Linked DNA regions of Homo sapiens: regions 1, 2, 3, 4 and 5 are each linked to region 6. Evidence: chromatin contacts called from ENCODE Hi-C or POLR2A ChIA-PET data. All regions are on one chromosome and are shown on one strand. The core of a region is the stretch at or near the end of the contact, and the rest is flanking DNA. Distances in the headings are between cores, read along the strand shown. Region 1 holds the start of PRKD2 (protein kinase D2). Region 2 holds the start of CNOT3 (CCR4-NOT transcription complex subunit 3). Region 3 holds the start of OPA3 (outer mitochondrial membrane lipid metabolism regulator OPA3). Region 4 holds the start of CLPTM1 (CLPTM1 regulator of GABA type A receptor forward trafficking). Region 5 holds the start of TFPT (TCF3 fusion partner). Region 6 holds the start of PNKP (polynucleotide kinase 3'-phosphatase).

Evidence for each region. A loop is a pair of places that touch in the nucleus more often than their neighbours do. ChIA-PET counts read pairs that join two places held with the same protein, here RNA polymerase II (POLR2A). Pooled maps may share reads with other maps.
Region 1: a loop to region 6 is called in a map of CD4-positive, alpha-beta T cell, with 7 times the contacts of the local background. The contact joins the promoter of PRKD2 here to the promoter of PNKP in region 6. A Hi-C loop is called at or near these places in 3 of 168 maps with a recorded cell type or tissue (CD4-positive, alpha-beta T cell, CD8-positive, alpha-beta T cell and naive thymus-derived CD4-positive, alpha-beta T cell) and 3 of 50 pooled maps.
Region 2: a map of mammary epithelial cell shows a loop between it and region 6 (20-fold over the local background). The contact joins the promoter of CNOT3 here to the promoter of PNKP in region 6. A Hi-C loop is called at or near these places in 1 of 168 maps with a recorded cell type or tissue (mammary epithelial cell), 1 of 37 single-sample maps with no recorded cell type and 10 of 50 pooled maps. POLR2A ChIA-PET finds 5 or more read pairs at or near these places in 1 of 52 experiments (HEK293).
Region 3: a loop to region 6 is called in a pooled map, with 8 times the contacts of the local background. The contact joins the promoter of OPA3 here to the promoter of PNKP in region 6. A Hi-C loop is called at or near these places in 1 of 168 maps with a recorded cell type or tissue (naive thymus-derived CD4-positive, alpha-beta T cell) and 8 of 50 pooled maps. POLR2A ChIA-PET finds 5 or more read pairs at or near these places in 1 of 52 experiments (activated CD8-positive, alpha-beta memory T cell).
Region 4: a loop to region 6 is called in a pooled map, with 11 times the contacts of the local background. The contact joins the promoter of CLPTM1 here to the promoter of PNKP in region 6. A Hi-C loop is called at or near these places in 5 of 50 pooled maps.
Region 5: a pooled map shows a loop between it and region 6 (10-fold over the local background). The contact joins the promoter of TFPT here to the promoter of PNKP in region 6. A Hi-C loop is called at or near these places in 1 of 168 maps with a recorded cell type or tissue (posterior vena cava) and 8 of 50 pooled maps. POLR2A ChIA-PET finds 5 or more read pairs at or near these places in 1 of 52 experiments (HEK293).

What each region holds. Positions count from the first base shown.
Region 1 is chr19:46,715,796-46,720,137 of GRCh38, reverse strand. It overlaps PRKD2 (protein kinase D2), which reads left to right and starts at 3,024. Exons shown (of 18, transcript NM_016457.5): 1 at 3,024-4,007. The coding sequence starts at 3,768. It overlaps LOC107987269, which reads left to right and starts at 416. Exons shown (of 4, transcript XM_017027568.2): 1 at 416-1,492; 2 at 1,636-1,785; 3 at 2,162-2,339; 4 at 2,961-3,604. The coding sequence starts at 1,075. The coding sequence ends at 3,327. STRN4 (striatin 4) reads left to right here. Exons shown (of 18, transcript NM_013403.3): 18 at 1-627. RefSeq lists an enhancer at 1,729-1,778 and silencers at 2,899-3,058, 3,079-3,128.
Region 2 is chr19:54,135,762-54,140,715 of GRCh38, reverse strand. CNOT3 (CCR4-NOT transcription complex subunit 3) reads right to left here and starts at 2,954. Exons shown (of 18, transcript NM_014516.4): 1 at 2,723-2,954.
Region 3 is chr19:45,581,597-45,586,260 of GRCh38, reverse strand. OPA3 (outer mitochondrial membrane lipid metabolism regulator OPA3) reads left to right here and starts at 1,459. Exons shown (of 2, transcript NM_025136.4): 1 at 1,459-1,638. The coding sequence starts at 1,497. RefSeq lists enhancers at 1,400-1,579, 2,415-3,350, 3,351-4,286.
Region 4 is chr19:44,953,701-44,958,365 of GRCh38, reverse strand. CLPTM1 (CLPTM1 regulator of GABA type A receptor forward trafficking) reads right to left here and starts at 2,986. Exons shown (of 14, transcript NM_001294.4): 1 at 2,899-2,986. The coding sequence starts at 2,970. RefSeq lists a silencer at 2,734-3,063.
Region 5 is chr19:54,113,878-54,118,227 of GRCh38, reverse strand. TFPT (TCF3 fusion partner) reads left to right here and starts at 2,571. Exons shown (of 6, transcript NM_013342.4): 1 at 2,571-2,981; 2 at 3,528-3,786. The coding sequence starts at 2,959. PRPF31 (pre-mRNA processing factor 31) reads right to left here and starts at 2,474. Exons shown (of 14, transcript NM_015629.4): 1 at 2,431-2,474. RefSeq lists an enhancer at 3,412-4,285.
Region 6 is chr19:49,866,326-49,871,195 of GRCh38, reverse strand. PNKP (polynucleotide kinase 3'-phosphatase) reads left to right here and starts at 3,620. Exons shown (of 17, transcript NM_007254.4): 1 at 3,620-3,727; 2 at 3,979-4,142; 3 at 4,751-4,797. The coding sequence starts at 3,992. It overlaps AKT1S1 (AKT1 substrate 1), which reads left to right. Exons shown (of 5, transcript NM_001098633.4): 5 at 1,136-2,157. The coding sequence ends at 1,279. RefSeq lists enhancers at 537-1,184, 3,383-4,164, 4,165-4,870 and silencers at 1,100-1,409, 3,484-3,783, 3,854-4,223.

The DNA of each region.
Region 1 (4,342 bases), core at 1,775-4,274, 3.2 Mb after region 6:
CTGGTATCAGAGCTGCTTTCCAGAGGGCAGCACAGCCAGGGCCGGGTGTCTTTAGGGATCAGTTTTTCCAAGACTCCAGAAGGTGCCAGGTTCTCCCCTTGAGCTCCTGCTCCCCCATCCCCCATCCTCCCAGACCTGGGCAGGAGCTGTGCTGGGAGAAAGGGTGGCAGCCGGGAGCCTCAGAGCTGAGCCCCGGCCTGGCTGCCCCTCCCCTCCGGCCCTCTCCACTGCTTTCCAGACACTAACCAAGGCTTCCAGGCCAGGGATTGCCCAACACTCCTAGGGCAGCCCTCCCAGCGCCCCATGGGGTCGCCCATGGGTAGAGACGGCTTTCTTGTGCCCCTCCCTGGGGCATGGAGGGTGGAGTGGGCCTCGGGTCCCCCTGAACTCCCTGTATATCTGTATAAATAACGGGATTTTCATGGCGCCGCCCCACCCGCATTATCACTGTGTGATGGTCTCAGTCAGTCTCCTCCCTGTCTCCACTCTTTCCCTCTATTTATTTCACTCTCTTGTTTGGTTCTACCCTGCACCCTCGGTCCCCTTCCAGGTTCCTGTTTATAAGCCCCAACCCCTCTGTCCCCATCTTGTATGTGAAAACTTGTCTCAATAAACCCTTTGGAGTAAGATGGGTGACGGTGCCATCTGTTGAGGGCACTGGGGACTTTGGGGGAGGAGTGACCGGCTCTGCCTGGGTTGGGTGGAGTTTGGAGAGAGGGGATATGATGGGTTGGGGTTTTGTGGTAGGGCAGCAGGGGCCGGAGACGGGCCCAGAGCTTGGGTGGGGTGTGGGTGGAGAGAAGTGGAGGCACTGGACCGAATCTCCTTGTGCCCTTTCTGTCCCTAAGTGCTCCCTCCCCAGGGGTAGAGCCCTGGGGAGCAGATACTATGATGACAGTCCAGCTGAAGCCTCAGCCCCGCCTGGGATGTGTGAGGGTGGTGGCGAGGCCAAAGGGCTGGTGCCCAGAGGACGTAAACCCCCTTCCTGTTCCCATCCCAGGCCCACAAGGAGCAGGGAGGGAAAAGGCTGCACCTGCCAGTGGAGGATGATGGCTTTGGGGCGCAGGCTCCTCCATGCTGGGAGGAGGTGCCGCAGGTGCCCGAGCCCTCGTGGCTCATGTCCTGATGCGTCCCTCCTTTCCCTTCTCAGTGGTCCACGTCTACTGTACTGAGTGCTTTACATGGCATTTCACTGGGTCCACAGCCTTAAAAAGAGGGAGCAGGTGTCCACATGCTCCAGATGAGACGGAGGGGACCGCTGCTCCTGTCTCGAGGAGGCTTCCACCACCTACCAGCCAGGCGTCCTCGGTAATCCTAGCACCTCTGCCACAGGGCACTAATGCCCAGTTCCTGGGTTGTAAAGGGCTGTGCCCCAGTCCCCCAGCAGGCCCCAGTGAACATACGAGAAAGGATGGAGGCCGCTGTCTGGACACTCAGGACATGGCAGCGTTTTGCTGGGACAGTCATCTGCCCTTCAGGAAAAAGGGTGCAGGTGGGCAGGAGGCCCTTAGATGACGCCAAGGGGAGCCTTCGTGGGCTCCACGTGGTGTGCTCCCTGCCCATCCCTCTGGGCTCAATGCAGTTCCCCAGGTGGTGGTTTGGGTTTTCACTCCAGCCTCAGACTTCCTTCCTCAGCCCCAGCCCCCGGATGTGGTGACAGAATCGATACTGTACCGACCTCAGCTACCCCCAACGGCCGTACACCAGGAAGAGGGGCTCTTCTGGCAGCCCCCATCCTCAGCCAGCCCTGCCATTTCCAGTCCTGCCAGCATCCCAGCCAGACAGGTGGCCCTTCTCTTAGAGCTCAAACCTAGGCCTTGACTTGTCAATCAAAGGGGTGGGTGGGGCAGCTTCCCTCAAGCAACTTCACTCTGGGATCTTGGGCAAGACGTTTTGCTTCTCTGAGGCTTCAGCTTATTCTGTGTAAACTAAATGGTAGCCACTATTTGATTATTAGCTGGGGAGGAGAGATCAAGCCTGACCCCTGTAGCGGCTGGAGTTTTACAGCAGGGCCCACCCAGCACCCAGTAGGTCCTCACAGATACTTGCTGGGTGACTGAATGGGTGTGCCCACCCATCAAAGCCTGAGTGCTGGAGGTGGCCACCCCTTTCCGCGTATTATCAGAGACAACCACCTCTTACTGAACTGCTGCGTTTCCAGGCACCAGTATACCATGGCATCGGCTCCCACCATCCCATGTGGGGTCAGTCCTATTACAGTCCCAACAGATGGAGGGACTGAGGCTCACAGAGAAGCCACTCACCCAAAGTCACATGGAGAGAAAGACACGCACACGTACTCCACATCCCCAGGAGACACACTCTGCATCTATGAAGTGGTATGGGTGTGCTGTCCTCCCTCGGGGCAGCCCCACACTATCCTAAGGCGGGGTTGGGGTGGGCGGGGGGATGGACCCTCCCCACCCATCCAGTTAGCGCCATGCACCTTGCCCACCATCGCTGGAGACAGACCTAAGGCGAGCCCCTTCCTACCCATCTGGAGGCCTCGGTCTTTCCATGTGTTAAATGGGCTGGGGCCGGGGGACGCTCTGCAGCACCCCCTTCCCTGGGCTGGGACGCGGCGGGGAGGGCAGGGGTGACGCTCGGAGAACAGAGAGGCCGAACCCAGAGAGCGGGCCGGGACCTGATACCGATTTCCCACCCGTCCCCTGCCATGGGCGCCGGACGCCTGCCGGAGAGGGCTCCCCTCCTTAAAGGGCCAGTGGCCTCCAAGCCCGACGCCTGCGACCGGCGGTGGGTGATAGTGTTTCCCCTCCCTGTCCAGCCGAGGGAAAAGTTAACTTTCCAGGCTTGGCTGTGTTCAGGGAAGGAACTGGTCTCGCCTGCCTGCCCTCCATCCCTCACACCATCCCTTGTCCCGGACCCTGGAGGCGGAGGTCCAGCCCCCAACTCGGAGGCCCCGGGCCCACCCTCCCCTTCCGCCCCCGGCCCCTCGGCAGGCTCCGCCCCTCTCTGACGTCGCCGAGGCCCGCGCCGATTGGTCGACTGCACTGTCGCTCCGGACACTTCCTCCTGGGCCGCCGCCGCCGCCGCCGACTTAAACTTTGGAGGGGGAAAAAGAGCTACTGGCGCCTGGCGACCCTCCCTGCCCCCCACCCAACCCCGCTCCGGCAACGCCCCCTTCCTCACGGCTCCCGACCGAACTTTTCTCCAACTTCTGCGACTCGTGAGATTCCCTTCTACCCACTCCGGCCCTCGGGACCCCTCTGCCCATCCCCTGGCCGGTCGGGTCCCTGCGAACCCCTTTATCTCTGGAATCCACTCGGTCCCCGACTCAGAGACTCCTGCCCTCCACCCCCAAGGTGAATTCCCCCGGGCCGCCTTCTGAGTGGGATCCTCTTCTTGGAGCACTGGATCCTGGGATTCCCTCTGCCCCCTTCTCAATCCCTCCTCTAGGGAAGGGGCCTTTGAATCGCGGGCTCTCCTGATCCCTGTGACCCCGACCTACTAGATTTCCTCTCAGGCTTCTTGGAATCTCAATCGCTGGGACCTCCAACCCACTACTTTTCTCCTTTCTGATCTTCTGGGAGCCCTGGATTCCGGGCCTCTGACCCACTATAGTGCCTTTCTCTCCTTCCCAGGACCCCGCCATCCTCAGGTCCCCTCCGCCTGCCAGATCTTTTCTCGGATCCCCGCTCTCCCACCACCTGCTCACGAGATCCCGCGGATCTAGAACCCAGGGTCCCCCGGGGCCCCCCGGCCGGGTCCCGGGTGGGCTCCAGGCGGCCGGTCCCCGGCCTCCCCCCATGGCCACCGCCCCCTCTTATCCCGCCGGGCTCCCTGGCTCTCCCGGGCCGGGGTCTCCTCCGCCCCCCGGCGGCCTAGAGCTGCAGTCGCCGCCACCGCTACTGCCCCAGATCCCGGCCCCGGGTTCCGGGGTCTCCTTTCACATCCAGATCGGGCTGACCCGCGAGTTCGTGCTGTTGCCCGCCGCCTCCGAGCTGGCTCATGTGAAGCAGCTGGCCTGTTCCATCGTGGACCAGAAGGTGAGGGCGCAGGCTCCCTGGATCCAGCTCGGGGAGAGGTTGAAGGAGGGGGCGCTGGCAGAGGGGTCTGGGGCCTGGTGTGCGGAAGAGGGAGGAAGGAGACCTGAGCTTTGGGTGATGGAGGGATAGGGGGCATTGCCCCCCTCCATTGCCCCTCTCCCCACCATCCCTTTGAGAGAGGACTGGGCAGGGGTGGGGTGCCCCAGAGGCCTCCCCAAATTTCATGTCCCTGCATGTCGTTGTTTTCTGCAGCAAACAGGGAGGAAGGGAGGGGCCAGCCAGGTGTAGAGAGGGGAGGAAGGGGCAGCAGATGTCGGCGGACCTCCACGTCCAGG
Region 2 (4,954 bases), core at 1,705-4,204, 4.3 Mb before region 6:
AAGTCGGCTACAGCTGAGACCCAGTGAGGAGGCAGCTCCTCCACAGAGAAGGGGCAAGTGCCAGAGGCCCAGGGTACTTGTCCCCTAGAGAGGCTGGAGCCTTAGCCACAGTAGAGACAACACCTTCCCCGCTAAGAAAATCCCTATATCATGAGGGTATCTGTACCTCTGGTCCCCCCAGCAAAGGACCAGAGAGAAGGGAAGCTGGAGCCTGAGTCTCGAAGCAGAGACGCCGCCAGAGAAGAAAGAGCCCCATTTGCTGTAGTCAGGGGGGCATCCACCAAGATCCTCCAAGGAAGGTGGTGATCGCAGGTCCACTCTCAGGCGTGAAGAACCTGTGCTCCAGCAGCAAAGGCTCTCCAAGAGCACTGAGGAATCTGGGAACCTCGGCCCAGGAGGAGACTTACCCAAGAGGAACACACATCCCCACAGGGAAGGGACCCACAAGGCGGGTGGCGGGGTGGGGGGAGGTGAGCAGGACACCAGCCTCACAGGAGCCAACACGCTAAAATCAGAGCCAAAACCAGTAAAGAAGAGCCCCCCAGACTTCATCTCAGGGAAGATGATACCACCACACAAAGACTCGAGGAGGGAGGGGCAGGAGGTCAGCCCTGGGAAACTAACACCGGGTGGTCCTTAACCTTGGGGGCCGTCATGTGCCCACAGAGTGGTCTTTGTCATGAGGCACCTTTGATCTGGGAGAGCTTCCGCCTCTGCAGCAAGGAGCTCTGAGAAGTGATGTTGAAGGGTGATCCTTAACCCAGGTGGCTGCTGACGTGGCCACACAGAGGCTCTGAGACTCCAGAAGAAGGATGCGTTAGGGCCTGGGGTAGAGGTAGTCATCTCCACTGAGATGCCCCATGCCAAGGGTGGGGGGCTGGAATCTCCCACCTTGGAAAGTCTACACCAGAGAAGTCTCTGGTCCCAGGGACAGGGTCTACAGTGGAGTCTCCCGCTTGAGACTCAGGTATCTTACATCCACACAGCCAGGAAACTATGCCTTACCCCATACAGTGACAAATCAAGAGGGGGTTTTGGAAGCATTAGCCGGGGGCACCTGCATCCGAGAGGGGTCCTCAGCCTTACGGTGGGGACACATGCAGAGGCGTGGACACCTCAAATCCAGAAAAGCAGCCATACCAATACCAAGGATGGCAAGAACCTTATCCCTGGGGGAGGTGACACCAAGAAAGGGTCCTTACCCTGGAGAGAAGGCACAGCCCCAGAGGGAAGAGCCCCCACCTCGCAGTACAGGAACCCGGGTCTAGGAAGCTTCCTACTCTCATGGGGTACCAGCAGCGGGGCCAGAAGGCGAAACCCTTGTTCTCCAACTGCTGACACCCAGCGTAAGGGTAGATGGGAAGTCAACAAACCCACAGTGTGGGATCTGATGCAAATATCAAGGGCAGTGGGCTTCTTGGTCCTTGGAGAGCTGACACCCTAAAGGAGGAGACTGGTGTGAAGATGGAAGAAGCCTCATACTCAGGCAGGGGTGAAGGGAGGGAGGGGAGACATCAAAACCCCTCACCAAAAGGACAGGAGAGCTCACCCCGGGGTGGGTGGCCGCCCTGCACTGAGAGGCAGGGACTGCTCAGAAAGAGGGGCTGGTGCTGCCCGCAGTGGGAGCTCACTAACATGGACAGCGTGGCGGCTTAGTGTCTTTCACCAGGCACCTGAGCGCCAGGGGATCCCAGCAGCCCCCAGCAACAAGACCACAGTGGTCCTGATATCACTGGGAGACGCCCACACCCAGAAGGTCGGAGAGTCACGATGCAGGGGAGTTCAAGGCTGCAAAGCCAGGGGCAGACGCCAGGATCAAAGAAGTGTGAGAGCTGAGACCAGACGTGGGCCACACTGAGGACGGTCCTGTACCCCAGGTGGGGGAAAGCCAAACTCCCCCAAAAAGGCAGGCGCCCAGTGCAGCGGGATGGCGAGGCTGGAGCCACCCAGGGCGCTACTCGCTATGAGAGGGAAGAGCTGCAGACTACAGAGGTGGAAACTTCGGCAAAGGCTCCAACTAACGGGGAGTTTCTCCTCCACTCCTCTCCCAAGAGGCTCCCATCCGATACAGACGGGCAGCTGGAACCTGAGATCCAGGGGAGGCTGCGCTCCCGGGAGCAGTGAGGAGGGATGCGGAGGGCGGCCTCGGTCCTGGGAAGGGTGACTCCCCCACCCAGCTGGGGTCCTCGTCCCGACCACCACCCCCCCTCCCCGCCACCGTCGAGGGAGAAGCCCCGGCGCGGAGGCTGCCCCACAACGCGAAGGACCGAGGCCGAGGGGGGCAGGCACCTGAGCCCCGAGAGGGCGGGCACCTGGGACCAGGGGCGCCTCCATCCTTCCAGCCAGGAGCCAATACCGACGCGGAGAGGGGCGGGCACCTCGCGCCCGGGAGGCTTCGCACCCTCACACCCCTACCGGGGGGCCCGACGCGATGCCACGCGGGGAGGCGGCGGCGGGCGGGGCCCGGGGTCCGGGTCGCGGAAGGACCCCCGGGAGGCGCTGAGGAACGTGAAAGAGGCGCAGGAACGGGAGGGCGAGAGGGAGGGAGCCGCCCCCCGCCGGGAGCCCCGCGCTGCAGAGGCGGCGGCAGGGGGCAGGCGAGGGGAGGCCATGTCGCGACAGACGGCGGTGTCGCCAGGGCGGGAGGCGGCGGGGAGGGCGGCCGATGGCGCCGGGGGGAGGAAGGGAAGGGGTCCGGCCCAGTCGAGCCTGACGCTCTCACCACAGGAGCTGGCGCCGCCGCTGAGGAGCGTATCGCGACAGGCGGGGGAGGCGAGCGCCCGCCGCCTTTTTCTCGCGCCCCGGGCCCGGGCGCTATCGCGATAGCGGCGCGAAGCGGAAGTGGGGTTGGGGGAGTGGGCCCGGGGTTGTTCTGACGACGGGGGTCGGGGCTCAAGGGAGGCCGCGGCGTCTGCCGATGGCTCCGCGGAAGCTGACCGGGCCCGGTCCAAGATGGCGGCGGCGGAGGAGGCCTCCCCTCCTCTCTTCTCGTCTCTGGCGCCGACCCGCCCCCGAGTCCCGAATATAGGCCAGTCATTGCTCCCGCTGAACGTCGCTCCTGACCCTTGGAGGCTTTCTATTGGTTCCTGGCAGGGATGCGCCCTGCCCCCTTTCGCGGATTGGGTGATCGCTCCAAGGCGCGGCGTTCGATTGGCCTCCCGCGCAGGCTGCTAGGATTGGCTCAGGTTTTCCTCCCCGCTCCTCCTCCTCCTCCCGCCTCAGGGCACAACACGCCAGCGCGAGGACCCGAACGTCAATCAAGAGACCTGTGTCGTGCTGATTGGATGTATCCGCCCCCCTCTCTTAAAACAATTGGTCTGGGGGAGGAGCTACGACAGTCCAGGGGCGGGAAGTCGTCCGTCAAGTTTAGAGCTCTTTTTAATTGGTTGCGGGGGCATATTCTGCCTTGAAGTCATTGGTTGGTCCTGGAAGTGGGTGGGGAAAGCGGAGGAAGGCATGGAGTGTGGGCGTTAGGGGCCGCGTACCTAATGGGAGACAGACAGGTGCCTTTAAAGCGGGGGCCGAGCCGAAGTCATCTGCCAATCAAAACAGCCACAGGGCCAAGTGGGAGGAGCTGGGCAAGAAAGTCCACCCCTTTTTCTTCGTTGGCCCTAAAAGTTATCATTCATGCTAGTTGGACCAATAGCGTGGCGAGTGGGCGGTAGCTGCTCGTAGAGCGTGTGAAAGAGGGTGTATGTAGCTGGCAGAAGTGGGACTTGGTCGCAACCGTTGCGTCCCGGCCAGGTAAGCAGCTTCCCTCTCAGCTGCCTCGTCTTTCTCCAAGTGCCTCTATGTTGGCACATCTCTGAAATTCATTATTTGCTGAGTGAAAGAAGAAAGGGACCAGAGACACTGCTTTAAGTCTCTGGCACCGTGCATAGCAGAATTGGTTGGGAAGCGTGAGGCATGGAGTTTTTGTCCTGCCCCTGCCTGGTTAGGCGACCAGATGGTGGGACAGTCATTCTCCTCTGCGTCTCCGCTTCCTTAGTGTGTTGAGGACGCTGCAGAAGGTACAGAGGAGACGGGTGGCTCCCTAATGCCTGCTCGTTTCAGGTCTCAGCTCTGTTGTCTTCTTGGAGAGAAAACTTCCCTGACCTCCCTCCCGGGCGGAGCGCTCCTGCGCGCCTTGTTCGTTAGGATTTATTTTTGTACGTCTACCGTCATTTTCGTAATTATTCGGTTTCCCTGTCTGGATTTTGCATCTCCAGCACTTAGCACGCAGGAAGTAGTCAGTAACCATTTGTCAAAGGAATAGATGAATGAATGTGAGGAATGACTTGTGATTGAAAACTTAACTAGACACTGAGACTTCCACGAACTGGGAGGCATTTGCCCAGGGTCACACAACCGAGATGGGAAGCCAGATTCGCCCCTTCCTGTCTAGGTGGTGGAAAGTAAGATAAATCCCAGGGAGAGGTGAACGTGAAGGAGGATGGAGCCGTTCAGCACCACCCGCATCAGAATGGTCTGAGGCAAGGGGGAGGAGGAATGCTTGCGAAAATGCATATTCGTAGGCCCACACACAGACAACGGGAATGAAGCCTAGAGTTATTGTTCTAGAGCTTTGCTATTCAAACTGTGGCCCCTGGACAAAGTATCGCTTCTCAGACATCTCCGGAATCACCTAGGAATGTGTTAAAATGCAAATTCTGCTTTTCTAACAAGTGCCGCAGTCCACGGTCCGCAGTTCACTTTGCACACCGCGGATCTAGCGATGACTTTCCAACTTGGCTGCACATCAGAGTCACCTGAGGAACTTGTTGTTATTGTTGTTGTTGTTGAGACGAAGACTTGCTCTTGTCCCCCAGGCTGGAGAGCAGTGGCACAATCTAGGCTCACTGCAGCCTCTGCCTCCCGGGGTTCAAGTGATTCTCCCGCCTCAGCCTCCCGAGTAGCTGGGATTACAGGCGCCCGCCACCACGCCCGACTAATTTTTGTATTTTTAGTAGAGACG
Region 3 (4,664 bases), core at 210-2,709, 4.3 Mb after region 6:
CAGAGAGTCAGACTGGATACCAAAGAAGTCCAGAGCCCCCTGATTCTGTGTCCTGAATGTATGTTTCCTCCTACACACCACTCCTCTGTTCCTGTTTTCCTTTTTTTTTTTTTTTTTTTTTTGAGACGGAGTCTCGCTCTGTCGCCAAGACTGGAGTGCAGCGGCGTGATCTCGGCTCACTGCAACCTCTACCTCCCAGGTTCAAGCGATTCTCCTGCCTCAGCCTCCAGAGTACCTGGGATTACAGGTGCCCGCCACCATGCCCGGCTAAATTTTTTTTTTTTTTTAGTGGAGATGGGATTTCACGATGTTAGCCAGGTTGGTCTCAAACTCCTGACCTCAGGTGATCCACCCTCCTCAGCCTCCCAAAGTGCTGGGATTACAGGCGTGAGCCATGGCGGCCAGTCCTCTGTTCCTGTTTTCTTCTGTCCCTCTGCCTCCGAGAATCTCTCAATTACCCATCAGCACTCCATCATCCAGGAATTTCTCTCAACCCCTTCCTGACATTGTTTATATGATTTTACTCCCTGCTGGGTAAGAAAGGACAGTCTGGGACATGTCCTTAAATTTATTTCTGAACTAGCTCCCTGGGGAACCTACCTCCTAATGAAGGAAGTTGGGTTGCTTGAGAACGGGTATGGTTTTATTGGCCAAGATGCCAGGCTATCAACCTCTGCAGGAACCTTGTGCCACCCCCTGCCCTGCTCTGGGCCTCAGTTTCCTTGTCAGTTACTTGGGAAAGGGTTGGATTCGCTGCTTCTGGGGGTGAAATGCACCCTCAGGCTGGATTTAGCATTAATAATGCAATCATGACCTGTATAGTAAGAAGGGCTATTTACTGAGCGCTTAACTATATGAATGGCACCATTCTAACCACTTCCCATGGTCCACTGTTTTACACTCAAGATTAGCATAGAAGCCTCACAACAACCCAAAGAGGCAACTGCTATTAGGATTCCCATTTGGTAGACGGTAATACTGAAGTCCAGAGAGGTTATGCCACTCATCTAATATTACACAGCGAGGAAATGGCAGAGCTGGGATCCCAGCCAAAGTCTGTATGACCGCGCGGCTTCCTCTTAATCCCAATGAGAGCCCTAGCTTGCAGAGGAAGGTGTATTTGGGGCTCATAGGACTAATTAGGACTAATTAAGAGCCTCCTTTGGGTGGGGACGCCAACTCGGAACGTGACATCACGAAGGAGTACAGTGACGTTGGCCAAGGCGGGCGTGGGAATCCACACGCCTTCCAGCATCCGTTTAACGGCACCGCCCCCTGACCCGCCTCACTTCCGTGTATATTTGCATATTCAGCGAACGGACGTCGCTACGCCAGCGTCGACGGGGTGACGTCAGGATGCGCCTCTGAAGTTTCCCTCGAGCGTACGTACATACGTACTGACGCACGCATGGCCACGAGAGGGCGGGGGAGGAGTGAAGAGGTTGAGGCGCCCCGCCCAGTCAGCAAGGTTGCGCGTGCCCTGTGAGACCGCCAAGATGGTGGTGGGCGCGTTCCCTATGGCGAAGCTGCTATACTTGGGCATCCGGCAGGTCAGCAAGCCGCTTGCCAACCGTATTAAGGAGGCCGCCCGCCGAAGCGAGTTCTTCAAGACCTATATCTGCCTCCCGCCGGCTCAACGTGAGTCTGACCCGAATTCCCTCCAACCTTTTTCCTTTCTCCAACCCCTGTCAGGTGGTTGCTTAGGGGATGGACTTCTGTCTACGACCAATCACAGCCCGAACCGGCAAAGTCCAGTGGCCAATAGTGGGGGGTTTCTGATAGAGGGGCGTACGGGTGGCCCAGTAGTGAGGGCGGGGCGGGGCGTAAGGGGCGGGTCAAGGAGCCACCACGCGAGTAGGAAATGCCAGCCGATAAAGGAAGAGAGCGCTTGGAGACTGATGCCCTGTTAAACCAATAGTGTGAGAGATGGGAGAAATTTGGACGGGGCTTTCCAGGATAGAGGAGCTAGGGGAGGGGCTGAGGAGAAACCGGACGGGGTCCTTTGCCCGGCTGTCCTTGGGCAACTTCATTTCAAAAGCGGCACCGTGTGCCTCAGTTTCCCCACTGATCTAGGAGGTGCTTGTATATCCTCCGTTTAGGACGTCGACGTGCCTCAGTTTTACTGTAGTCAATAAGTCTGGATTAGGGGCATGGTTCGGGGGTGAAGTCTGGGTTCTGGAGACATGGCCTGGGAATCCGGAAAAGGACTTTGAGCCAGAGAGGACATTCATCTGTGTACTCATTAATGCGCTCATACGCCGTCCTTTCATTCGGTTGACAGACTATGCGGCCTTTTTGCTCAGCACTGGGAGATATACTCCTGATCCATCACTGTCAACCCAGAGTGGTCGGGAAAGTGGGAGCCCCGGAGCTCAGAGGAACTGGCTGACCCAGGGACCTGAGGCCAGCAGGGCTGCCTAGAGGGGGCCGCCCGAGCTCAGATCTAAAGGGCATAGTAAGGTCCGGCGCGGTGGCTCACACCTGTAATACCAGCACTTTGGGAGGCCGAGGCGGGCGGATCACATGAGGCCAGGAGTTCGAGACCAGCCTGGCCAACATAGTGAAACCCGGTCTGTACTAAAAATACAAAAATTAGCTGGGTGTGGTGGCGCACACCTGTAATCCCAGCTACTTGGGAGGCTGAGGCAGGGGAATCGCTTGAACCTGGTAGGTGGAGGCTGCAGTGAGCCTAGATTGTGCCATTGCACTCCAGCCTGGGCGACACAGCAAGACTGTCTCAAAAAATAATAAATAGAAATAAAGGGCTTAGTAAACACCCAAAATATAAACTACTTTAAAAAGGTGATCTTGCCGGGCGCGGTGGCTCACGCCTGTAATCCCAGCACTTTGGGAGGCCGAGGTGGGCAGATCACGAGGTCAGAAGATGGAGACCATCCTGGCTAACACGGTGAAACCCCATCTCTACTAAAAATACAAAAAAATTAGCCGGGCGTGGTGGCTGGGCGCCTGTGGTCCCAGCTACTCAGGAGGCTGAGGCAGGAGAATGGCGTGAACCCGGAAGGCGGAGCTTGCAGTGAGCCGAGATCGTAACACTGTACTCCAGCCTGGGTGACGGAGCAAGACTCCGTCTCCAAAAAAAAAAAAGGTGATCTGTGTTGTGCTACGTGGGACATAAAATAAGGGAATTTAGCATCATTGGCTGGGTCAGAGAACCACTGAAACCGCCTTTGCAAAATTATGACTGACACAGCGAAAGAGATCTAAGTTAACTTACTCCATCTTGCTTCTAACCTCCAAGCTATCCTTGTTCATTCCTGGGCAAAGGCTGAACTAACTTTGGGAGAGATTTAGTTTGTAGTTTATAGTTTAAACAAACATGGTAACAGCCCTTTCCCAAAGCAGACCTCCTTCTTGTCTGGCGACTGGATTGCCTTTGTAGGACTAACATTAGCCACAAGATTAGAAATTATGGTTTAGGAGTCATGCAGCTGGAGGGTACAAGATTCTGACCCTCCCTAAACTGCTCCTAAGATCAGTGCTTGAGATATTTCACAGACCCTGCACTTGATGGATCAGCTGGCCTTACCCAGATCAATAAACTGGCCCATCTGATCTTGTGGCCCCCCAACCCAGGAACTGACTGAGCGCAAGAAGACAGCTCCGACTCCCTGTGATTTCATCTCTGACCAATCAGCACTCCTGGCTCACTGGCTTCCCCTCACCCATCAAGTTATCCTTAAAAACTCTGCTCCACCGAGATCGCACCACTACACTCCAGCCTGGGCGACAGACCGAGACTCCGTCTCAAAACAAAAACAAAAAACAAAAAAACTCTGCTCCAGCTGGGCCCATTGGCTCGCATCTGTAATCCTAGCACTTTGGAAGGCTGAGGGGGGTGGAGCACCTGAGGTCAGGAGTTTGCAACCAGCCTGGCCAGCATGGTCAAACCCCGTCTCTACTAAAAATACAAAAGTTAGGCGGGCTTGGTGGCGGGCGCCTATAATCCCAGCTACTCGGGAGGCTGGAGCATGAGAATCGCTTGAACCCGGGGATGGAGGTTGCAGTGAGCCAAGATCGCGTCACTTCATTCCAGCCCAGGCGAAAGAGTGAAAATCCATCTCAAAAAAAAAAAATAAAATAAAATAAAAATAAAATCTCCCTGAATGCTCAGGGAGACTGATTTGAGTAATGGTAAGACTCCTGGCTGGGGCGCGGTGGCTCACGTCTGTAATTCCAGCACTTTGGGAGGCCGAGGTGGGTGGATCATGAGGTCAGGAGTTCGAGACCAGCCTGACCAACATGGTGAAAACCCGTGTCTACTGAAAATACAAAAATTAGCTGGGTGTGGTGGCGCACATCTGTAATCTCATCTACTCAGGAGGCTGAGGCAGGAGAATTGCTTGAACCTAGGAGGTAGAGGTTGCAGTGATCCGAGATTGCACCACTGCCCTCCAGTCTGGGCAACAGAGCAAGACTGTCTCAATCTCAAACAAACAAACAAAACACCCTCCCGCACAGCCAACTCTGCGTGAATTACTCTTTGTCTTGCAGTTCTCCTCTCTTGATGAATCAGCTCTGTCTAGGCAGCGGGCAAGGTGAACTCCTTGGGCGGTTACACACCATTCATCCCTCCATCCATTCATTATTTCCTTTAGCTGGTATTTTGTGAGCCTCTGCCCTGTGCCAGGCCTTGTGCTGGCAAT
Region 4 (4,665 bases), core at 1,737-4,236, 4.9 Mb after region 6:
ATTTCCCTCAGAGTAAAGGCCAAGTCCTCCCCATGGCCTCCAAAGCTTGGCATAATCTGCATCTGTCCCCAGCCACCCCTCTCCCCTCACCCGCTCCAGCCTCCTCGCCCTTCCTTCATCACACCAGGCACCTCCCACTTTAGGGCCTTCGCACTGGCTGCTCCTTTGCCTGAAAAGCTTTTCCCTCGTGTATCTTTGGGACTCCCTCTCTCACTTCCTTCAGGTCTTTGTTCAAGCGTCACCTCCTCAGAGAGGCCTTCTAGACTACCCTATTTAATTGCAACTCTTCTACCCACCCCTCACTTCCTATCCCCATCCCAGCTTTATTTCTGTCCATGGCACGCAGAGCCATCTGAACTGCTGTTTTTCTTATTTATCTTGTTCACTGTGTGTCCCTGTCTGTGCTTCCCCTATAAATTCAGCTCCAACTAGAACATAAGTGTAAGGGCCTTCAAGAGGGCAGCACCTATTTTATTCACAGCTGTATCTCCAGCATCAGCAAAGGCCTAGCATGGAGTAGACTCAATTCGCATTCGCTGAAGGAAGGAATGGCAAAGCTGTGGGTTCTGTGTCCGAGTTCCTGGCTACAGGAGCAGGCTAGCTAAAGCAGCAGACTGTGCAGAGGGTGTGCCTGCTGTGCACTAGGCCCTGGGCATGGGAGAAGGGTGGCAGTGGCTGTGGACACATCAGTGACTAAGACACAGTTCCTGCTCTCGGATCTGCACGTCCACGCACACACACAATCCCCAGCAACATCTGCTAAAGGGTCCAAGAAGTAGCTGAGACCACCAGGGCTAGGCAAGAGCAGGAGGAAGCTAGGTTTTGCGGCATGTCTTCACTGATTACCTGGATCCACCACGGCATCAGGGAATTCCACCTCAGCCCAGCCTCTGTTTCAAGATCCGCTCATTCCACAAACACTGAGCACCTCCTCTGTGCCTGGCGCTGAGCTGAGTGGTGCTAAGGAAGCAGTGGTGATCAAGGCAGTCCTGGCTCTGCCCTCCTGGGGTTCCCAGTCCCCAGACAGTGAAACCCAGTAGGGCAGGGCTGGGACAGCGGAGCCCAGACAGTCAAAGAGGGCTTTCTGCAGGAAGGGACATCTGAAATCTGTAGGACTAATACACATCAACTAGCTAAAGAGGGGAGAGACCTGTGCATAGACTATGAGGAAAGAGACTGAGAGGCAATAAAAGAGGTTTAGAAATAAAATAGGTTCAGAGCAGCGGATCCCCTTTAGCGCAGTTGTTCTCACGCAGGGATGGCTTTGCCCCCCTGCTCTTGGAACATTTGGCAATGTCTGGAGACATATATGGTTGTCACAACTGGGGAGGGGCGTGGATCCTACTGACATCTAGTGCGTAGAGGCCACGGATGCTGCTAAACATCCTAAAATGCACAGGGCAGCCCCCCAAACAAAGCATTATCCAATTCAAAATGTTGATAGTGCCGAGCTCGAGAAATCCTAGTCTAGTCTGAAGAAAAGTGTCGGATCGTGCAAGACTGTGATTTATTAAAGAATTTGTACTTTGTCCTAAAGGCAAAGGGGTAACTCTTGATTGTTTTTAAGCAGAGTTGGTACAAGAGAAGATCAGAGTGCCATCTGGAAGCTCAGGGCAATGAGAACAACCTGGGCCCTGGTCTCTCAAGCCACCATCAACCCAATAATCAACAGAAACCCAGAGGGGAAACGACCTCCTTTCAGCAAGACTGGGAAACCCTTGAAGACAGGAACTGAGCCTTCATTCCAGCACTAACTCAACAAACATTTCCTAAGCTGTCCCTGAAGCCAGGCCCTGGCTGAGAATGCTGAAAAGATTCAGAGCAGATACAGTGGGCTCTATCACACAAATTTCATCCATGTGTCCTACCCAAGTGATACCACTTGCTCTTTCTCTGGGCTCCCCCAGTCCCTGACACAGACTTTTGTCACCAACCTAATCATTCAGGATTACAACTGTTTACATGTCAGTCTCCTCTCTTCGTCCCCTGACAGCAGGGATATGGCTGGCCCTCCTGTCCAACCTCTGCATTTAACACGGGAGAGATAAAGGCCTAAAGAGGGAAAGGAACTTGCCCAAGGTCACACAGAGAGTCAGCTTCATTCTCCCCTCTCAACCCGCACTCCTTTCCCCTGAGCTGCCTCCCACATGTCAGTGACATCCCAGTGGGTGGGTCGACAGCACCTTCATGTCTCTCCATCTATTCCCCAAATGCCTGAACGGTAGCTGCCTGAAATGGTATGCTCTGCAGTGTGTTAAGACAGCAGTGGGGCAGAAGTCATCCGCACCAGGACTAATTAACCCATAGAACTATTTTACATTAAAACCACAACCATACCAGTCCCTGTGTCAGCAGTGTCTTGTAACTTCTACATAAAGTTACAAACCTAACCAGGATGACCTTCTAGAAGCGCCTTAGTCTCACTGTTCCTTGAATTCCCGTCTGTAAAATGGGTCTGTCGGCCGTGCCCTGCTAATACTGACTTCCCCACAGCTAGAAAACTCCCAATTAATCACTGCGCACACCTCAAACACTACAACGAGACCTGAACGCCAGACCACTCTAGGAACGGCCTCAGAGCATGGAATCGCGGAGTTGAGAACCCAGCGCGCCAAGGTACAAGCCTGCGCCCCTCCGAGCCACTGTCTCCCCGGATCGAGCAATGAGCCTGGTGGCCGCCCGGCTCGAGCGTGCAGGGGAACCGACCCGCAACAGGGCCCTGTTCCCGGCACCGTCCGGCCTCCCGGGCGGTCCGGCCCTGCCTGGGCCGGGTATTCAAGGTCCCTCTGGCCAAGGAGCCCCCAGTGCACGGGATTCCGTGACAAGAGGTAGGACACGCCCCGTGGGAGGCCCCCCGGCTGGGGAAGAACCCCCTCAGTCCCCTCTCGGCCTCCGTACCTGACCGGAGCTGCCTCCCCCGGCCGCCACCACGGCGCTGCGGGCCCCGTCCGCCTCCTGCGCCGCCGCCATCTTCCCGCTCCGGGTCCCCGCCCCCGCCGCCAGCCCCGCCCCGTCCCCGACTTCGCAGCGCAATCGCGCGAGATTTCACGCTTTCCTAGCCCCGCCGGGCCACCCTATCCGGCAAGAGTGCCGCAGCCACGCCTCTCAGGAAGGCCACTTCCGGCTATGGAAGGACCAACCTGGCCACCGTACTCGTCTTTCTCCCAGCCCGTTTGTTTCCACCTAATAAAAACACTGTATGCTCCGAACTCCAGGACTTTCTCGGCCAGCATGTGCCTCCCGCAAGTTCTGTCCCTTCCGTCCCTTCACATTAACCCGCCTTTTCGGTTATATGAGCCTTTCGGGACATCCTGTCCGCTTCTCCCTGCCGATTCTTCGCGTCCTTTTCGTTCCATGTTTCTTGAGCTTTACCGGCCACTGTACGGCTTCGAACCACGCCCCTCTTTCGTCAGAGGAACCTTTCTGGCCACCGTATTCTGATTCGAAGAACTAGCCTTTTGCCCAGCACCCTTGTCTTCTGACCCCTCTTCCTAAGACAACTCTTTCGTTCAAGTCTCCTGAGCTCATATCCTTTCTGTGTTTTTAGAGTTCCAATTCCAGGGGTCTTACGGCCAACAAACCTCCGATGAGACCCTATGATACACCCCCAAGCCTTCGGACTGCCCTGCCTAGCACGCATGCGCGTTCCCTCAGTGGTCCAAACCTCGCATCCGTGGGCTAGGCTTCACGGGCTCTGAGAATTCCACAATTTTTCATTAGCTGTGTGTCTTCGTACAGCTCTAAACCCGGCCATCTGCTGAGAGACCCTTAGTTTGGAGAGGGTGTTACGGAGGCCCAGAGAGGACAAGACTCTCAGAGGCTGTTAACTGTTCACCCGTGAAATTGGGTGGATGTCTGGCCAGGGTTCTAACCCTTGTGGTGCTACTGACTGGATAAGATATCCTGGACAAGTGACGTCTCTCTCTCTCTTTTTTTTTCTTTTTTAGACGGAGCCTCACTCTCCCCCAGGCTGGAGTGCAATGGCGCGATCTCGGCTCACTGCAACCTCGGCTCACTGCATCCTCGGCCTCCCGAGTAGCTGGGATTACAGGAGCACGCCACCACTCCTGGCTAATTTTTTTTTTTTTTTTGAGACGGAGTCTCGCTCTGTCACCCAGGCTGGAGTGCAGTGGCGCGATCTCGGCTCACTGCAACCTCTGCCTCCCGGATTCAAGCAATTCTCCTGCGTCAGCCTCCCATTTTTTTTTTTTTTTTGTAAGTAGAGACGGAGTTTCACCGTGTTGGCCAGGCTGGTGACAAGTGACATCTATGTTTGAGCCTCAGTTTCTCCCCTTTTATAAACCAGGGATATAATCGTACTCGTTCTTCGTCTTCCCGTTTTGCCCCGCTGTGTTATTGGGAAGACGTAGTTAGATGGCGAATGGAAAACATCAGGCCCTGGGCCTCATGCTTAAGTGGTCAATATTTGGAGCGCTGTGATTATGAACCTTATATATTACCTGGAAAAAGAGTAAGCTTTGCATTGGGATATTCTGAATATATAATTATCATTTTATTATCGGTTTCCTCCACTTTCCTCTAGGTCTCAGCCCTGTAACAGTAGCTCTCGCTCTAGGAAACTCTCTCTGAGCCCTTTTCCTATCCTCCCTTGCCCCCTCAGCTCCTCCACCCCATCCCTGCTCACTTTGTGTCATCACTGTCAGG
Region 5 (4,350 bases), core at 1,322-3,821, 4.2 Mb before region 6:
AGTCCCTCCTTATTACTGAGCGATGATTCTCCCCCAGAAGACCCTGGTCCTTCTTTATCAACCCCACTAGCATGCAGGCTCCACGACAACAGGTGCTTTAGTTTGTTTTGTTCACTGGCGAGTCTCCAGCTCCGACCTGTGCAAGACGCAGCACACCCCTATGACCGCCACCTTGCTAAGACTTACTGGAACCAAGTGGTGTAGATTCCAAATGCATTTGCAAACTTTCTTATTCCTTTCTTGCCTTTAGCCTTGAAAACATACTTTGAAATTCTTTGTTTCCCTCCTTTCCCACTAGATACTGTCTTGCACTGCTGGCTTATCTATGTGCTTACTTAGAAGTTCCAGGGGCTAATCTTTATTTATTTATTTTTTAAAGATGGAGTCTGGCTCTGACACCCAGGTTGGAGTGCAGTGGCGCAGTCTTGGCTCACTTGCAACCTCCACCTCCTGGGTTCAAGCGATTCTCCTGCCTCAGCCTCCTGAGTAGCTGGGACTACAGGCACCTGCCACCATGCCCAGCTAATTTTTTTTTTTTTTTTTTGTAGAGTCAAGGTTTCACTATGTAAGCCAGGCTGGTCTTGAACTCTTGACCTCAAGTGAGCGACCCACCTTGGCCTCCCAAACTGTTGGGATTACAGGCGTAAGCCACCGCGCCTCGCCGCAGGGGCTAATCTTGAAACAAACTAGGTATGGAAACCCAGCTGCAAAACTCCAGAGATCACCTCAAGGCGATCAATCTACAACGTGGCCATTGTTGACTTGACACCAGCCCATGCTCCAGGTGGCCCGTGACTCAAGACAGCCTTCGGAGCAAGACACACATACCTTGTACCCAGCACCACTCCTGTATGCCTCCCATTCAAAGTTCCCCTTTTTAAGCCCCTCTCCCCAGCCTAAAGCTTGAAATGGTCTTCTAAAGACATTAGCTTGGCCATTTCTCATCTGCGAGCATTTGATCAGTAAAGCTGCTTTACTTTCACCACCCCCCACTTCCTCTGCCTCTGAGTAGCAGAAACTTGAGTTGGTTACATTATCGGTCTCTTCCCGCCTCCAGGTCTTTGTACAGGAGTCCCTTGTAACTAAAGTGGCCCTTTCCTTCACTTTGTTTTTTCTTTTCTTTTCTTTTTTTTGAGACCATGTCTTGCTCTGTCACCTAGGCTGCAGTGCAGTGGCGCCATCATAGCTCACGGCAGCCTCGATCACCTGGGCTCAAGCGATTCTCCCGCCTCAGCCTCCCGATAGCTGAGATGACAGGCACGCACCAGCACGCCCGGCTAATTTTTAAATTTTTCTGTAGAGACAGGGTCTCACTGTGTTGCTCAGGCTGGTCTCAAACTCCTGGGCTCAAGCGATCCTTTCGCCTGGGCCACCCAAAGTGCTGGGATTACAGGAGTGAGCCATGGCGTCTGGCTCTCCTCACTTCTTAGTAGCCCAGCATCTCCTCAGCCTTCAGCTCTCACGTTCCACCTCCCTGACCCACACGCCCCACTCTAGACTACAGGAGGTTGCTTTGTGATAACGTGTCCCGCACGCTCTGCGTGTCTACAGTAAGGCACTTCACACATTTGTGATTAATGAAGTAATTATTTGATAAAGCCTGTCTGCCAGGCATCAACCAAAGCTCTAAGAGGGTAGCGAACAATTTTTGCTCCTTCCACATCCCCAGGGCCACACCATGGTAGGCGCATATTAAGACTTTTGGGTAAACAGGCTGTAAAAGGCCGGGAGCGGTGGCTCATGCCTGTAATCCCAGCACTTTGGGAGGCCCAGGCGGGTGGATCATCTGAGGTCAGGAGTTGGAGACCAGCCTGGCCAACATAGTGAAACCCCGTCTCTACTAAAAATACAAAAAACTAGCCGGGCGTGGTGGTGCGCGCCTGTAATCCCAGCTACTCGGGAGGCTGAGGCAGGAGAATCGCTTGAATCCGGGAGGCGGAGGTTGCAGTGAACCGAGATCGCGCCACTGCACTCCAGCCTGGGCAACAAGAGCGAAACTCCGTCTCAGACAAAACAAACAAACAACTGGCCAGGCGCGGTGGATCATGCCTGTAATCACAGCACTTTGGGAGGCCGAGGCGGGCGGATCACGAGATCAGGAGTTCGAGACCAGCCTGACCAACATGGGGAAACCCCGTCTCTACTAAAAATACAAAAATTAGTCAGGGGTGGTGGCGGGCGCCTGTAATCCCAGCTACTCTGGAGGCTGAGGCAGAAGAATCGTTTGAACCCGGGAGACGGAGGTTGCAATGAGCCGAGATCGCGCCACTGCTCTCCAACCTGGGCAACAGAACGAGACTCCGTCTCAAAACAAACAAACAACAAAAAAACAAAAACCAAGCTGTAAAGACCCGCCTTTTTCCTCACACACTTCTTCTCCCAGACCCAGGAGCCCAGCCTCCCGCTCCCCGTGGTCCCCATCACACTCACCTCTCCTCTCCGCGCACCACTGTTTCTAGCGTTAGTCGCTCACCGATGACGTCTCACTCTCGCGCCGTTATAGAGGCAAAGCTACTCTCTGATTGGTCCCCGCTCGCGATGTTCCTGGCCGCATTTGAAACAACAACTTTATTAGCACCTGGCACTAGGCGGAGAGAGGCGGTAAGCCGCGAGGAGGAAAGGGACTCACGTCCCGCTGTGGACCGATCCTGCTAAGCAGAGAATCGCTGTGGCCGGACGACGGGGCGTCGAGACAAGAAGAAAGACGTTGGCAACTCAGAGGACTGGTTGCGGCGTTAGACAAGAAAGCAAGGCCTTTAAGCAGGGATTCGGGGTGGACGTGGGGGTGGGCCGAAGCGAAGCCGGAAACAGGAAACTACAACTCCCACAAGGCCTAGGGCCACGTCCCGCCGTCCTCGGCTGCTGAGCCTGATGGGACAAGTAGTTTTGCGAACGGCTTAACCTACAGATTGAAGAGGTCGGAAGCTCTGAGGCCCGGGGCTTCCGGAGGTCGCGGAGATGGAATTGGAGCAGAGAGAAGGGTATGTGGCTGAGCCCTTGTGAAAAAGTGCGAATCCCAGAAAACAGTGCAGCTGCATTGTGTGCAACCATATGAGCTTTTACGCTGAGGTCTGATGGGGGTTGTAGTTCATGCAACTGCTTTACCTTAGAACCCTTTTATGGACTGGGGTCATCCTGAGGGAGGAGAAGGTTAGGGGTTTGGACTGCTGGATCTGACAGACTAGGAGGTTGGAAGCCAGGACTCTTGCGTCTGGTTGAGGGTTGGGGCTTGGACTCCCTGGGTCCTTGGAGAGAAAAAGTCTGGAGGTCTGGACTCTTGCATCCTGGGAGGAGGGGGTCAGGGCTTGAACCCTGTGGGTGCTGCGAAGGGTGGGTTGCGGACTTGGACTTCTGGGTCTGAGGGAGGAGGGCTGGGAGCTGGATTCTACGGTCTGAGGGAGGAGGGGCTGGGGGCCTGGATTCTAGGATCTCAGGGAGGAGGGGTTGGGGTCTGGGCTCCTGGTTCAGTGGGAGAAGGGGCTGGGGGTCCAGGATCCAGGGCCCCTGAGCCTTTCCCTGCCTCTCAGGACCATGGCAGCCGTGGGCTTTGAGGAGTTCTCAGCGCCGCCAGGCTCAGAGTTGGCGTTGCCTCCCCTATTTGGTGGCCACATCCTGGAGAGCGAGCTGGAGACGGAAGTGGAGTTTGTGTCAGGTGGTCTGGGCGGCTCAGGGCTCCGGGAGCGAGATGAAGAGGAAGAGGCAGCCCGGGGTCGGCGGCGGCGCCAGCGGGAATTAAATCGCAGAAAGTACCAGGCACTAGGTCGGCGCTGCCGGGAGATCGAGCAGGTAGGTGAGTGCGGATCCCCCGGTTTTGGGGTCCCCTGGCCTAAACTACCGCCCCCCGCAATCTCTGCCTTTCCACATGCCCAGCCTTTCTTGGCTTGCTGATATATTCAGTCATTTAGCTTATATATTCAGTCATTTAGCATGCATTATGTGTCTGGCCCTGTGCCGGGCCCCTGGAAGGGCCATCTCCCGTGGAGCTTCCCTGACAACGCAGATGGGTTCTCTGATGTCTCCCGGGGGCCTCTCAATGCGTGGCACCGCTCACAGGTGAAAGCCCAAGCTCTTCACATCTCCCATACCCCTGCCAGGATTCACTCCTCTCGACTCATTCATTCCGCCTCTTGAGTGTCTCTGGACCCTTCTCCTCTCCTCCATCCCTATGGCTGCCATTGCAAACTCCAGCTGTCTGGGCTGAATGACTGCAATAGCCTCCTTGCTGAGAATAAGGATGGGCTGGGCATGGTGGCTCACGCTTGTAATCCTAGCACTGGGAGGCTGAGGCAGGCGGATCACCTGAGGTTAGGAGTTCGAGACCAGCCTGGCCAACATGGTGAAACCCCATCT
Region 6 (4,870 bases), core at 2,371-4,870:
TGCAGAATTTGTCCCACCCCCTGGTCCCCTGTTCACCCCTTGTAGCAACCCCTGTTTGAAGCTCCTGGGCTGGGCTCTGCTGGCCTAGGTGGGTCCTCCTCACCCTTCACTGAGCCTCCCTGAAGCAGAGGGGAAACTGAGGCACTGAGGGGACATGTGACTTCCCTGAGAGGCAGAGCTGGGACTGGAACCCAGGTGTGTTTCAGGAAGGAGCTGTGGGCTTTGAGGGAGGAGGCCTGGGTCCCCACAGTCCCCCCCTCAAGCCTCAGTGTCCTTATATGCAAACCAGCAGTCACAGTGGTGACCTTTTCTGTGCATCCTCCCTCAATGAAGCAGTGAGCACTGAAGACCAGGAACAGGGCCTGGTGCGGGCGGGGTCCACCTGCTGCTGCTCTCTGTGCTTGCGACTCATGGCAACACAGTTAATTGAATGCTCTGGCCTCTTGCGTGCTGTGCCCGGGGGCTGGTCTCCCACTGGGCTCAGGTCCAGTTCCTGATCTGGGTCTCCGGGTCCCATCCTGCGAGGGGACAGGCCCAGCTCCGGGTGACGGGGGCTGTAGTGGAGGCAGTACTAGGTGCCAGAACTGCAGGCTCCTTGGCGGGGGCTGACACAGCGAGGGATCTTTTCTGTAGCGCAGTGGCCACATGATAAGGCAGTAACAGCTGATTATCTCAGCCCTCACAGAGACCCTGTTATCCGCCCCATTTTTCAGAAGGGGAGACTGAGGCCTAGGGAAGCAAAACCTCTTGCTCATAGTTTGTCAGCGGCAGAGGTCTGATTGGAACATGACTGAAACCCCAGCCCAGATCCTCAGACATGAGACGGTGCACTCAGCCTTAATGGCTAGCAGGCAACAGCACTTCCACTGTGTAGGAAGCAATGTCCTAGGCCAAGAAGGGGAGAGGGAGAGGGGCAGGTAGGCTTCGTGGAGGAGGTGTCTGAACCGGGTAGAAGGGTTCCTACGTGGAGCAAGACGGGGAGGGGCACTGCTGGCAGTGGGCATCGCAGGGCACAGGTGGCAGGGCAGGGACGTGCTAGAAGTGGGCTTGGAGCCCGGGTGCACCCCTGGACCGCGTGTGGGTGCAGGGGGATTGCCCTGCCGGCGCTGACCTCGCCCCGTCGCCGTCCCCGCAGCCCTCTTCGCCCGACCTGGACCGCATCGCGGCGAGCATGCGCGCGCTGGTGCTGCGAGAGGCCGAGGACACCCAGGTCTTCGGGGACCTGCCACGGCCGCGGCTTAACACCAGCGACTTCCAGAAGCTGAAGCGGAAATATTGAAGTCCAGGGAGGGAGCGCCCCGGGCCGCGTCCGCCCCGTCCCACACTACGCCCCCGCCCCACTCCCGGGGCCTGCTAATCTGAGGCCGATCCGGGACCGGCCTCCTTGCGTCTCCCATTCCCAAGATTGTCCCGCCTCTGCCAATCCCCGCCGTCCTTCCAGCCCACGACCTGCCGCGCCGAGGAGCGGCATCTGTCCCGTTTCCCGATTGGGTCTGTCGTCTCTCTCCGCCTAGCGACAGATTCCTTCTATTAAGGGATTGGCTCGCTGAGTTCTAAGCTCTAAATGGGTCAACTCCTTTGTTTTCCGCCTAGCGACAAGGGATTTGCTCGCACGGCATTGGCTCCATCCCCTAGTCGCTGGACAGCTCTTTTTTTGATTGGCTCAAATCCTGTAAAGGGCTTGACCAGTCTCTACATAGTCACCGTCCGCTTTTCCTGAGTTCTCCCTCCCAATTGGCTCCAGCTTCCTGGGGGCGTGGCCAAGCCCTCCTCTTCCCAGAATTGGCCCGGGGCCTTCAATTTACGTTCTTTACACTACGGGGACTGGGGTCGTCTTTGCCCACGTCCCGACAACTTGTTCCCTGACCCCCTCAGGGATGGCCCCAAACTGTCCCTGCCTCTGGCACCCCCTTTCATTGGTTCCATCCATCCCCACAACAGCCTGCCAATCGAAGCCCGTCCCTGCATCCAGGATGGTACCAGCTCCCGCCCCTCGCCCCCCACCTCCACAGGTGCCTTAAAGGGCCCTCGTCCACCCAAGGTGGGGGGCAGGGGCCCTCACTCTCCGGCCCTGGTGTGGGGGAGAGAGTGAGGGGTTGGGGGATCGGCAGTTGGGAGGGGCGCTCTGAGATTAAAGAGTTTTACCTCTGAGATAAATGTGAAGTGTGTTGTGAGTGTTCATTCAACATTTTCTGAAACCGAATGGCAGCGTCTGATTATCAGTGAATAGCTGGGGGTTGGAATTACTGTGCCCATTTTATTTACTTTTTTGAGACAGGGTCCCACTCTCGCCCAGGTTCAAGCGATTCTCCTGCCTCAACCTCCCGAGTAGCTGGGATTACGCGCCACTGCCGCCCGGGTAATTTTTGTATTTTCAGTAGAAACAGGGTTTCATCATGTTGGTCAGGATGGTCTTGAACTCCTGACCTCAAATGATCCACCCGCCTTGGCCTCCCAAAGTGCTGGGATTACAGGCGTGAGCCACGGCGCCTGGCTTTGTGCCCATTTTATAGATATGAAGACACAGGTTCATGGGGTGGAGGAGAGCATCCCAGTCTTATGTGACCATGGAACCCAATCTTGAGGAGGTGAGTGTTGGAGACAGAGCCCACATATTCACCAGCAAAGCCAGGAACTCCAGCCGGGAGTCTTCTATTATAAAAGGACTGGAGCAACTGGGCTTGGTGCCTCACGCCTATAAGCCCAACACGCTGGGAGGCCAAGGCGGGAGGATCACATGACACCAGGAGGTCGAGATCAGCCTGGGCAGCACAGTGAGACCCCTTCTCCAAAGGGAAAAAAAAATGGCTGGAGGTTAGAAAGCAGGTGGAACCTCGTCCGAAATTAGGACTAGGTAAACGTAGTCCCACCAGACCACTACCGAAAGAATGCTAACACTAAATAAGACTTAAACGGATCTGAGCACTTTGGGAGGCCGAGGTGGGCGGATCACGAGATCAGGAGATCGAGACCGTCCTGGCTAACACGGTGAAACCCCGTCTCTACTCAAAATACAAAAAATTAGCTGGGCGTGGTGGCGGGCGCCTGTAGTCCCAGCTACTCGGGAGGCTGAGACAGGAGAATGGCGTCAACCCGGGAGGCGGAGCTTGCAGGTGAGCCGAGATCGCGCCACTGCACTCCAGCCTGGGCGACAGAGTGAGACTCCGTCTCAAAAAAAAAAAAAAAAAAAGACTTAAACAGGGCTCACTACCACCCATTTTTTAAAGCTTTTGTCACGTGTTAGCTCCTTTAATCGTCATGGTAACCCCACGAAGCGGAAACGATTATCCTTTTTATAGATGAGGAAACTAGAACATCGAGGGTGAAGCCAAAGAAGGACTTAGGGGCGCTGTCGGGGGCGGAGGTTTCCTCGACTGACAATGACCATCAGATGGGAAAAAAATCTTCCTCCCTGGGATGAAAATTAGAAGTCAAGGTGGAAAGAGGCAAATCTGCTAACGGAGGATCCAGTCCCCGCTACCGGCCTGAGCCTCGCGTTGCAGCAAGAGAGATGAAGGTCAGGGCTGCCGAGAGACCCTGGGGGCCGGGAGTCGGGGAAGGGGCGTGGCTGCTGTGGGAGGAGGCCAGGCCCCGCCCCCCACCCACGAGGGGACGAGTCATTTCCGTCCGCCGAGGAACCGACCGCCGCCGGCCGGGTTGCAGGCGGGGCACCTCGGGCAGGACCTCCCTGGTCGGAAGTGGCCGTGAGCCCAAGCCGCGGTCCCGGGTGAGTACGGGGCGGGGCGGAGGCATGTGCGAGGCTCTCTGCCTGTACGCTGGAAAGTGGGGATTGCAACTCGGGGAGGGATGGAGCACGCGTCGTCGCCTGGGAAACGGGTCGACCCGCGGAAGGCGAGCGGGTGGGACTTCCGGAGCAGTTAATGGTGGGGAAACTTTCTAGTGGATGTGGGAGGAGGCGGGACTTCCTGCAGCAAATTGGGGCTGTGCGCCGCTCAAGCCCGTTTACCTGCTCCCCAGGCCGGCACCCAGGATGGGCGAGGTGGAGGCCCCGGGCCGCTTGTGGCTCGAGAGCCCCCCTGGGGGAGCGCCCCCCATCTTCCTGCCCTCGGACGGGCAAGCCCTGGTCCTGGGCAGGGGACCCCTGACCCAGGTTACGGACCGGAAGTGCTCCAGAACTCAAGGTGAGCGGGGCCTGAGCTGGAGGGGGTGTGGCCTGCTGCAAAAGCGGGAACAATCCAGAGGGACGCTTGGCTGCTACGCGGGATTGCAGTGGTGCAGCCAGCCCCGAAGTCGGAAGGTGCTCTCTAGGGAGTACAGGAAGATAAAGTTTGTGCTTGATTTAGAATTAGCTAGATCCTTTGGGGGAGAGGGGATCGAGCCGATTTAGGGAGGATGTTCACTGCGCGGATGATGCTCAGGCCATCGGGAAATCCAGAAACAGGCGACGACCTTCGTCAAGAGAAAAATGATCCTGTGGAGAAAAGTAAATGTCGCTAGGTTGGGATGGATGGTAACAGGCCAAGCCCCGGACCTATATCTAGCCACATTTTTTGTCAAGGAGGAAACCAATTCTGTAGAGAAAAGTACCTCCCTGTCCCTTGCAAGGACCAGTGTCAGGCAATCCTAGTGCCACTATCTGGCTACTGCATGTCAAGGAGCCAATCCCATGTAGAAATAAACTGCCTCTTACTCCCTGGATGCTATAGCCTGAAGCAGGCCACACTCCCCAGAAATGAGGGACCCAATCACACAAGGATGCAAATCCTGACTCCACCCCTCCAATCCTCAGTGGAGCTGGTCGCAGATCCTGAGACCCGGACAGTGGCAGTGAAACAGGTATCAGTGCCTCTGCAAGGGCCAGCAAGGCCTGGGGATGGGATTTGGGGAGGAATTGCAAGCCGTCAGTGAA